2 separate regions of the Homo sapiens genome follow, and region 1 is linked to region 2. Evidence: chromatin loops called from intact Hi-C (ENCODE). Cell type or tissue: CD4-positive, alpha-beta T cell. All regions are shown on one strand. Each heading gives the region's core, and the rest is flanking DNA. Links, peaks and the distances in the headings are about the cores only.

Evidence for each region. Hi-C counts contacts between places; a loop is a spot of excess contacts. Peaks named below come from ENCODE experiments on the same cell type or tissue, not always from the same donor. Only the 100,000 strongest peaks of a DNase experiment are listed, where the experiment ranks them.
Region 1: it touches region 2 in a loop (2.4-fold over the local background); 10 of 110 quality-filtered maps call a loop at or near these places.

Annotation. Positions count from the first base shown.
Region 1 is chr3:49,163,378-49,168,696 of GRCh38, forward strand. CCDC71 (coiled-coil domain containing 71) reads right to left here and starts at 2,954. Exons shown (of 2, transcript NM_022903.4): 1 at 2,890-2,954; 2 at 1-883. The coding sequence starts at 831. RefSeq lists enhancers at 1-480, 3,026-3,095, 3,116-3,235 and silencers at 2,716-2,775, 2,796-2,875. In CD4-positive, alpha-beta T cell, for the core only: no CTCF peak of the experiment used is centred there; DNase peaks (open chromatin) are centred at 2,594 and 2,964; H3K4me3 peaks cover 1,673 bases; H3K27ac peaks cover 871 bases.
Region 2 is chr3:49,026,636-49,031,987 of GRCh38, forward strand. IMPDH2 (inosine monophosphate dehydrogenase 2) reads right to left here and starts at 2,763. Exons shown (of 14, transcript NM_000884.3): 1 at 2,618-2,763; 2 at 2,123-2,171; 3 at 1,796-1,897; 4 at 1,613-1,687; 5 at 1,075-1,281; 6 at 325-412; 7 at 52-251. The coding sequence starts at 2,715. It overlaps QRICH1 (glutamine rich 1), which reads right to left. Exons shown (of 10, transcript NM_198880.3): 10 at 3,072-4,009. The coding sequence ends at 3,817. RefSeq lists enhancers at 1,896-2,498, 2,499-3,100, 2,554-2,763. In CD4-positive, alpha-beta T cell, for the core only: no CTCF peak of the experiment used is centred there; a DNase peak (open chromatin) is centred at 2,846; H3K4me3 peaks cover 1,197 bases; H3K27ac peaks cover 3,043 bases.

The sequences.
Region 1 (5,319 bases), core at 1-5,000, 140 kb after region 2:
GCCCAGGGCAGAGCCCCCTTTCATTCGCCGGACACTGGGGGACCCAGTGGCTCTGTTGGTTTTGCTCTGGTGCCCAGAGCCTCGTCGGGGTCCAGCCCCAGGGCCTTTGCGAGTCAGACACTTGGGGCCCTTGCTTGTGGTTTTTCTGGGAGCTTTGGGCCGAGGGTTCCCCGGACCCTTCCCTGAACTTTTCCGCAGTTTCAGAGGAGAGTCTGCAAGTGAGAGCTGCAGTGACTGTGCCTTGTGCTTGGCACCCAAGCAGGGCATGGGAGTCTTAAGTGGAACCAGGGCCTCAAGGACAACAGAGAGCCGCATGGCAGGGTAGACACCTGGATAAAGGTGGGTGGGGAAGCCCACTGCTGCACCCCGGGCATGGCTGGCACTTGATTGCTTCAGAGAGCTCAGCAGCAGGTTGGTGGTAGCATGCTTGGCAAGGGCTGGTGTGGATGCTTTGGCCAGTCTGCCAGATAGCGGCATGGGAAGCAGTGTGGCCCGACCTGCAGGCAACCGCATGGCAGTTCGGGGAGCACTGGCTGGAGGTGATGTGGCAGTTGGGTTAGGGGCACGAGCTTGCAGTTTCGTCTGGCTTGGGGGATTAGCTGTGCATGAACTATAGCCATAGACATCACCACTGCGCAGGATGGTAGGTTGGAAGCCATCATCTCGCAGGCCCTGCAGGAAGGCCACAAGCTGGGCCTCTGTGGCACTGAGATCCTGGCTCATTGGGTTAAAGACAAGCAGTGCCTCTTCCAGGGCCTTCTTCCCTGCCGTGGAGATGCGCGACCAGGAGTGCACAGCTTTTTCCTCCACATGCTGAACCACCACACTCATGGCATTAGGCACTGCAGATCTGCCTGGGTATCCGCAAACCAGCGCTTGGCACCTCCAAGACAAGAGGAAAAGAGTCAATAAGAATGGCACTAAGACAAGGGGCCAGAACACATAGACAAGTCAATCAGTGCCCCAATCTCCATGACACTGAGGAATCTGGCCAGAGTGAGACACTTCCTGGTGTAAAACCCTGGTCTCCTGACCCTCTACCATGCTGGGGTGGGAGGAGAGGCTAAGGATCAGGGAGTTTCTTCAAGATACATGCTCAGAAATACCTCAGAGCCATCCAACCTGCTGCCGGGTCCCTGAAAAGATTTGAGCCTGGTACATTTTAATTCAACTCTGTATTTTCTGAAGCCAGAAACCTAGAATTACTCAGCTCTGGGAATACAGGCAATATCCCTGTCCTCAAGGAACCTAGGTTAGAAGGCCAGAAAAAGACACTGTTAAGATTCTTGGGAGTGAATGCTGGCATTCAGCTCAGTTTGCCAATGGGTCAGGAAAGGATTCCTGGGAGAGACAACACCTAGCTAGGATATGAGTGATGAATGAAAAATGATTAGATGGAAATGGAACAAAAAGGGGAATAGCTAATGCAATGGCTCCAAAGTGAGAAAGGGTTAAGGCATACTTGGTGTGGGATCTGGGATCTAGGTGAAAAAACAGGCGAGGATAGAGCAACAAAGAACCCTGAATGTTAGCCAAAGGGCCCAGACTTACACCCACTGTCCATGCCCATCTGTTTCTCCAGCTGCTGCTGTTCATGTGTGGAGCTGGAGTGGGGTGGGGGAATCTCCCTGCCCACCAGAAGTTCTGTTTTCAGTCTCTAGACAGGGTACTCAGCAACCCATTTTCTAGCTCCAGAGGCATGGAGACCTAATCAAGAGTCGGACTTTTCTTCAACAGAAACTAAAAAGCTGATGAGTAGCAGGTGCCAATGACATCTCTCTAGGCAACCAGGCAGACCAGGGACCAGGAAGCCAGACCAAGATCCCAAAGTTTAAGGACAATGGGAGCCAAAGGCTGCAAGTAGGATGGTGAGTCAAGGGGACATTAGCGGTATGCACTGTCCTACCTAAGACTTGGAGGGCCACAGACCTCAGTACAGCCCAGATGGAGGTGACTGAGAACACCTAACTACTCCCAGACTTCTTTAAAGAAGCTGTGGACATCAATCATAACTAACATCTAATACCCAACCCAACACTGAGGGTTCCCAGAAGCAAGAGGCAGCTCCCCAGCTGCACCAGAGCATTAAAAGATCAGCCAGGATCAGGCAGGTCCCTCGGGCCATGAGGCCCGTCTGTGTAGTTTCTTCCCACCGCTCTAATGCAGCAGATGAAGTCTTCAGAATACCCTGGAGGAAATGCCCTAGGGCTCTTTGTTTGGAAACATTCTTGGATCCTCAGGTGTCTTGGGCACTTCCCCTCCCCAGAGACCGTTCTCCAAGCACAATCCTTGCACATGACTTTAGTTCTTTATTAATGTTTTTTGAAGGGATGTAGTTCCCAGAGCTGTGAACTGTAGAAGAGAGAGGGACCTATTTCCCACCCTCACACGCGCCCCAGCGCAAATATTTGGGGTGACCTGGGGGCTCTTCCACCCAGGTTAGGCTGGGCTCTTGGGAGGGGTTTTCTGGGCTTTCGAGAAGCTTCGGAAACAGAGGCTCCTGCCCGGCCTCCGACTTCCCTTCACACGTGCCCCCGGGGAAGGCAGGAGAAGTTGACGGAAGATAGGGCGTGAGAGAGGCGCCACACAGGCAGACCGGGGGAGGGGGCAGATCGGGGCCCTCAGGCTGGGAATGCACGTCCTTAGGGCCCAAGCCGTGAGGCGGGGGTCACTGAGGCAGCGAAATGTACAGGGTGAACGGTGCTAGCCCTACCGGGACCGCACAGCCCCAGGGTGGGGTCGCTGGGCGCGGGGTGGGGGTGGGGTGGGGGGTCTCGGCCAGGCCGGCGGAGGACGCGGGTCCGGGAAGAGTTGGCCGCTTGCCCGTCCGCCCTGCCGCCTCGCGGGCCGCCCCTCCGCGGCGCGGCTAGGCCCGCGGCTCCAACCTACCGGCGCCGCCGCGGGGACCCAAGACGCGCCTCTGCGCCGCCTCCGCTGCTCCAACATGGCCGCCCGCTGCGCGCCGGAAGTGCACTGCGCTTCCGCTTCCGGGACCCAGCCCGCCCTACCGACCCTTGACCCCTGAGACCCCATTTCCCCACAAAGTCTGGGGGCGGAGCAGATTGGGTACCAAGGAGGACTGCCTGGAGGTGGTGGCCGCGGTGACTGCTCCAAACCCGTTCGGCCCTGTGCAGAAGTCTGAAGAACAGAGGTGCCCTCTGACGCGGCCCCAGGCAAGGACTCACTAGAGCCCGGCCAAGACTGGATTAGGGGTCATCTGACACCTTTTCTGAGGGGAGCTAGTGGTGCATTGACATCTGGGAGGGGCTCCTGACAAGGTTCAGGCCATCTTCCACCCTCTGATCTATCTTTAGCCACTGACAATGCCCACTTCAGTCCCAGACACCTGACCAGAGGGTGAAAGAGGAGTGCCTCCTGACAGGGAGTCTCAGGTGATCTCCTTTGTTTTGCAGTAAGGGTATCTTCTCCGAGGACAGCAGGCCTTCCTCTCTTCCTGAGAATAGGGCCTGTGGCACATGGCATGAAAGGCTGGTGTGCACGTGATCACAAGTGGTGCACGCAAGCCCAAGCGCACATGGAGTCTGGGGGCTCCAGTATACCACTGTGGGCCTGAGTATACTTGCTCAGGCAGGTGGGGGCAGGTATAGTCACTGGCCCAGCCTCAGCCCCTCAATGGAAGGAAGTCCTGCTTCCAGTCTTAACACTGCCCAGAACCCCTTTCCTTTTGCCTAGGAGTCTGGGACCTCAGTCTTTTTATCCATGCTCTTGGGCTAGTACGGGGTGGTGGTTATAGGACACAGGTCAAAATCAACCCTAGGGGTCTGTGACTTCAGTGAGAGGTCAGAGTGGTCTCCACAGCTCTGACCAAAGGTCCCATTAGTCAGAGGTTTGCAAGTCCAGGTTGGGAACCATCCTGGGAGCCCTGGTTTCATGGATGAGGTAGTGGGGGCATTTGCACTAGGGTCAGAGCCTGAGCCAGGAGGCAGAAATATTGCCACAACTCTTGGACTCTGACCCTTGCAGTGGTGCCTTATTTGGTAGTTGGGGTCAGGTGGAAGCCTATTGGCAATCACAGGAGGGTGGCGGGATGCTTCATTTAGGGACTGGGTACTAGCCCTTTTTCCTGCCCTTTTTCCAACCAGGATCCTCTGGTTGCTCTGTATTTTCCCTGCTTATACAGAGGGGTCCAGGCACTCCTAAAGACAAGTGCCTAGTCCACCCAGCAGTGCCATAGGCCTCATCTGGTGCCTCTTAGCTTCCCAGGGCCTCAGCACTAATGGTGAGGTCCTCGCTGCTTTTAAGTATAGCCAAGGTATCTAGCAGGAACTGCAAAATCTCCTGTTCCTCTGGGGTCAGTGCTTCTAGCCTTTTTTTCCTGGTGGAGAGAAAGCAAGAGTAGGGTCCCAGGGGCCAGGATCTCATGGGGTGCAGTCAGGAAGCCCCACCTTGGTGCCCCCAGTCCCCAGCTGTGGGTGAGTCCAGTCTCTGGCCGTCCATGGTTGAAGATTGACTGTTCACTTATTCAGGACCGATTCAACCAGTTACCTTCTGCAGCTTCTCCAAAGCCGGCAGTGTTGGCCTCCTGTGTGCAGGTGGGCCATGGCTGTGCAAACAGAAACCCCTTCCATGGAGAGCCAGAGCCCATCCTCCAGGGATAGCAACAGTACAGTTATATCCAGACCCCTCTCTGGTGATGTTCAGCTCAGAAGTTAGGGCAAATGGAAAACCAGGAAGGGTAGGTCCATCCTCCGGCTGTGCTGTGTCCCTTCCAGACATGAGAACTGGGGAAATGATAGAGATTAGGGATAAGGATCATGGGGGTACCTAGCTCCCTTTGGGGGTGGTAGGGCCGAACTTTTTGCCTCCTGGTGCCCAGTATGCCCTAGATGGAACTCTTTGGGAGCGCTCATCAGAGTGCAGTCTGACTTGACCTGGACTCTAGTGGCTGCTGAGCCTACAGGCACAACTGGGACCAGACAGGATGAGATGGGAGAGAACACAGGGTGATCCCAGGACCCAATCTTTGCTTTCCATTTGGCATCTTATATGGTTCTTTTTTTCCTTCTTCTTCCTTTTTTTTTTTTTTTTTTTTTTTTTTGAGACAGTCTCCTTTGTTGCCCAGGCTGGAGTGCAGTGGCGTGATCTCAGCTCACTGCAACCTCTGCCTCCCAGGTTCAAGCAATTCTCCTACCTCAGCCTCCAGAGTAGCTGGGACTACAGGCGCCTGCCATCACACCTGGCTAATTTTTGTATTTTTAGTAGAGGTGGGGTTTCACCATGTTGGCCAGGCTGGTCTCAAGCTCCTGACCTCAAATGATCCACCCACCTTGGCCTCCCAAAGTGCTGGGATTACAGGCG
Region 2 (5,352 bases), core at 1-5,000:
GTGATGTGGCAGCTGCCCCTATTGCCCCAACCCACCTGTGTAGCAGCTCACCAAAACCACTACATCCACACCAGCCTGGGCGAGCAAGTCCAGCCTATACTTGTCATCCTCATGAGTGCCAATGGCTGCCCCACACAGCAGCTGTTTCTTGGCATCTTTGGAGGCTAGTGGGTAGTCCCGATTCTTCTTCAGGTCTGTCCGGGCAATGATGGCCACAAGCTCATCATCTTCATTTACAATGGGCAACTTTCCTGTGGTCAGGGCAGGACATGAATCAGGACCCTAGGCATTAGTTCCAGGCCCTTTCCCAGCTCTAGGACTTACCCTTCTTGCTGCGCTGCAGAATTTCATTTGCCTCCTTCAGTGTGATGCCTGCAGGGGCTACCACCAAGTCTTCCCTCTTTGTCATTATCTACGTGGGAGGTGAGATGTGAAGAAGGGCCAGTCATCGACTATGACCAGTTAACTCTTTTCTTTCCTTCCCAAGTAGCTGAGCTCAGAGGCACGCGCCACCACACCCAACTAATTTTTTGTATTTTTAGTAGAGACGGGGTTTCACCATGTTGGCCAGGCTGGTCTCAAACTCCTAACCTCATGATTTGCCTGCCTCAGTCTCCCAAAGTACTGAGATTACAGGGGTGAAGTTCTATGGACCACCACGTTCATACATTCACACCCAAAACACCCTTCCTCAAGGGATCCCAATAATTCTTAGCAGTATGGTATTGAGTGAGGGATGAGTAGAAAGGACAACATGGCACAGGGAGCACCCTCTTACACTATGGAATAAGGAGGACAACACAGGAACAATGGCAAGAAAATCAGGGCAGACCTCAAGCACTGCCCCTACCTTAGGGGTTTAAAAGAACAAAGCATGAATACTAGCAAGCATTTGGGCAGTTTGAAAGCCTCTGGTGGGGAAAGGATGCAGGAACCCAATAAAGGAGTCAGAAACTTGGTTTGACACTCCTTTCCCAGAGAGAAGAGGCTATCAGAGATGTCTTAGACAACAGAAGCCCCTTGTCTTCAACCTGGGCTGCTAGAGCTTGGATCTACTCTGCCAGTGGCACCCACCTCTTCCAAGAAACAGTCATGTTCCTCCTCTTTGAGAAAATCAATGTCCCTGGAGGAGATGATGCCCACCAAGCGGCTCCCCATCCGGCCTGTGTCTGTGATTGGGATACCGCAGAAACCATGCCGGGCCTTGGCCTCAAAAACATCCCGCACGCGATCCTTGGGGCTGAGGACCACAGGGTCTGTGATGAATCCCTGTTCATATTTCTGGAAAGGGATGGTGAGAAAGGGCATCGCATCTTTGAACTACTTTCATCAGGCTCTTGATCTGAAGCATGGGGTCTCTGCTTATCGATCCCTTTGGCAGTGCCACAAGACCAAATCACACCAACACATCTTAGAGACATGGGTAGGCTGGAGGCACTGTACACCTGGTCTATTGCTGCTGCTTTAAGAAACAGAATCTCAGGGTCTTCTCAGTAACTGAACCCCATGGTGGGAAGAAAGAATACTAAATTAGAATAAACCCCTACTCCCACCCCACCCCACCTCAGTGCAATTCCCAGGAGCGCTTGCTAATGATCGTTGCCCTTCTGACCTTCACTTTCCGAACTTCATTGGCCTGGAATTCAGGTGTACAGTTGTGGTGGATGAAGCCAATACCGCCTGTAAGCTACAGGATAAAAAGAGACTACTACTAAGTGACAAGAAGCAGGACTGAATGCCTTTGGGGAAAGGCGATGGAGTCCTTGCTCCTTCCCCCACACCCCATGGGGCTCACCGCCATTGCTATGGCCATCCCAGCCTCTGTGACTGTGTCCATGGGAGAGGAAACCAGTGGGGTCTTAAGAGTGATTTTCTTGGTCAGAGCAGAAGTCAGGTCCTGAGGAGACAAACGTCAACCAGTGTGGGAAAGCATCCCTTACACCTCAAGGTGTTACTGAGTCCCCCACAAAAAGGCACTTTTGTATGACCTGCATGCTAACAAGCAACATGATCCTATAAAATCCACCCCCAAGCCCAATCTGGTGAGTTAGCCCAGAGACCAGGTGATAGTAGCACCTTAGCTCACCTTGATGTTCAGGACCCAATTCCTGATCATACTCACCACCTGGTCTGCAGTGAAGTCGATGTACCCAGGGAGAATGAGAAAGTCACTGCGAGGGAAGGGAGTGAATTGGGAGTAAAGCTCTCAGCTTAGGGCAGCATGAGACTCCATCCCCATGTACCAATCAACCCGTAACGCATGTGAGCAGAGAGTGGCACTGACAGAGTCTGTGTGTCACAGGCACAGCACAAGGTGGAAATGGGTACAGGGGACCTTTTCTGCCACCGAGCTGTCATCAGTGCTCCTGGCACCCTGACAATTCCATGTGTCTGGAGCATGGAATCTCCGGCCTGAGATTCCAAGCACTACTGAGATGCTTCTCCGTACCCCAAGCACCGCTCCAGATGTCTCAAAGTGAGCCCCGGAGGTGGGTGGCCAATTCCCGAAACCTGTCCCCCACGCCCACGCCCAAGGCGGCTCTCGGAAGCCCCCATCTGGCCTTTTCCCCAGGGTGCCGCCCCTCTCTTCGCCCAGGTGAGCCCCATAGGCCCGCACTTGTAGGTGAGGCCGTCTCCGCAGTTGAAGAGCTGCTGTGCTGTGAGTCCGTCGTCTGGCACGTAGGACGTGCCCCCACTAATCAGGTAGTCGGCCATGGCCAACACAGGACACCGCCGCGTGTCTCCGAGGACCGCGCCGCAGAGACCTCTGCCGTCTGGGCCGCGCCAATATAAACCAGCCGATTTCGTCACTGCGCTGCGCGCGACGCTGACGTCAGGGCGTAGTGCGCGCGGGCGGAACCTACCCGCCTCGCTGCGGCGGGGGCGGAGCTGGCGCTGAAGAAACAGCGCATGCGTATAGCACATAGTGGCCTTGTCACTGAGGAGCTGCCACTTCACGTCCCACCCCACACTCCCCGCAGGACCTCGGCCAGTTCAATTAACAGGCAAGGGTTTACTTCTACTGTCCCGCCGGGCTCCTCCCCAAAATAAAGAGACGTTGTTCACTAACATGTTGAAAAGACGTGCTTGTCATTCTTAATAAACAACTAGAGTAAGAATACATAAGAGAAACAGAGTGGTATCTTTATATGATACACAAGTGTATGTTACAAGAATTCCATCAGGCACAGGAGCCTCAGGTTTTAAGGCCTCAATGTTAGGCCAACAAAAAAAAAAAAGGCATGGTAAAGTTTTTACTTTTACATCTAAAATGTCACTTGTCATAAAGGAGGGTGTAATAGAAATTGTCTTTAATAAATCATAATTGAAGTTCCCCTCATTTTTCTTCCATTAAGATGCTAAGTTTATGTCTGATCATGAAGAAAGAAAAGAACATCGTTCCCCTGTGGTCAGCAAAGTCTGTCAGCCCAGTGGAAGTCGGCTGGGGAGATTCCCTCCAGGGTCCATCCATCATTAATTCCATCTCTCTTGAAGATGGAAAGGGGCCACATTTCTTTTCACAGTCCAAGCCCTTTCCCCAGGCCCCAGACAAAAAAGAGTCAGCCAGCAACTTTCTAGGACATATGACACTCAAGGAAACCCAGAGCCACCATCGGCTGAGGAGTCTGCCGCAGCAGGTTTATGAAGATGCAAAGGGGGCAAAGTTTTCTTTTATATTTTAAACAGAAGCAGCCTGAAAGGCTTCGTAACTACACCAATAAAAAAAAGAAAAAAAAAAATGGAGGCCTCTTCTTTAGTGTGAAAGTCTGTCTGGTTTTTCCTGGCTGGTTTCTCTTGTGCCATGGCCAAGGCATCTCAGTGCATAGTGCTTGCATTGGCCACTGCGATGGCCTCCTGAATTTCTCTTATCACCAGGATCCGCGTCAGCATTTGTCCCATCTGCTCTCTGCTGATAGGCTGGACTGAGTACCAGATTGGGCTGTTGGGGGCCACCACTGGCTCAGGTGTCAGGTAAAAGGTGTCATTCCGGCCTTTCACACTCTGGGGGCTGAAGAATATGCGGATAAAAGTTGGGTACCACCAATATAACTTCAACCCTCCCACCCTGAACTTCCCAGACAGATGCTGTCTGCAAACAGTAAGGCCCCAAGTTATTGTGGCACAGCTACTGAATTCCATGCAGCCACCACACACTACATCCTGGTCCTCCTTTGGGACTACTGCAAATCCCCCAAATGTTGGGTTACTTCCCCTCTGCCCCTCCTTCCCACAAACCAGCTGTGATCCATCACTGACTGCACCAGCCTAGGGCTCTCATGGACTCATGTGAGTCTATCCTTATCCTACTTGAAGCCAGCTTCACTGCTCAAAGCGTCTATCTCCAAGTCTTTGCGCTTTTTTTTTTTTTTTTTTTGAGATGGCGTCTTGTCTCCAGGCTGGAGTGCAGTGAGGTGATCTCAGCTCACTGCAACCTCCGCCCCCTTGGTTGAAGCGATTCTCCTGCCTCAGCCTCTGGAGTAGCTGGAACCATAGGCACGAGCCACCAAGCCCAGCTAATTTTTGTATTTTTTAGTAGAGATGGGGTTTTTCCATGTTGGCCAGGCTGGTCTCGAACTCCTGACCTCAGGTGATCCACCCACCTTGGCCTCCCAAAGTGCTTGGATTACAGGCGTGAGCCACGGTGCCCAGCCTCATGTTGTGTTTTCTACCCAATAATGATGGCCATTACAGTGGGGCCCTAAACTTGGGTTCACCCCCCTCCCCCGAACTGTGCTGTACCTCTATTAAGTACTTGGCATGCTGTATCCTCTAACAGTTATTCATCCATCCATTCAAGATTTATTCAAGGGTTACTAGTGCCAGGTCAGCACTAGGTGCTGATATTTAAAAAAATGGGCAGGAAAAGTATTTCCTACCCATGGAGCTTACAGATAGGAGGGGACACAGGTAGCAATTAAAGTTAAACAAATACAAAATAAAAAACAGTGATAAGTGCTACCGAGGAAACAGTCACAGGGAAGAGGTGGGGAATCTGGAAATGCTTCCCTGATAAGCTGTGTTTAAGTTGAGAAGAGGCATAATATGATGTCCTTGAGTGGAGAGGAGCTAGTGTGGCTAGGGAACTAAGAGCTCCACAGACATGAGGTTAGCAAGGGGGAGTGCATCAAAGGAGTTGTCTGCCATAAAAGAATTACTATGTAATGAGAAACCATTGAAGGGGCAAAAGGGAGAAAAAGCTGAGAGGAGTCTCACCTAGATTAATGATGGCAGTGACAAAAGGTCAAGGTCAGGAAGCAGGGCCATGCTCAATATGTGATGAAGGTAGATTCTCTGTACCTTCATACCCTTTTCATGAAAGGTGACTGTAGGGACCCGGGACCCCTTTTTCTA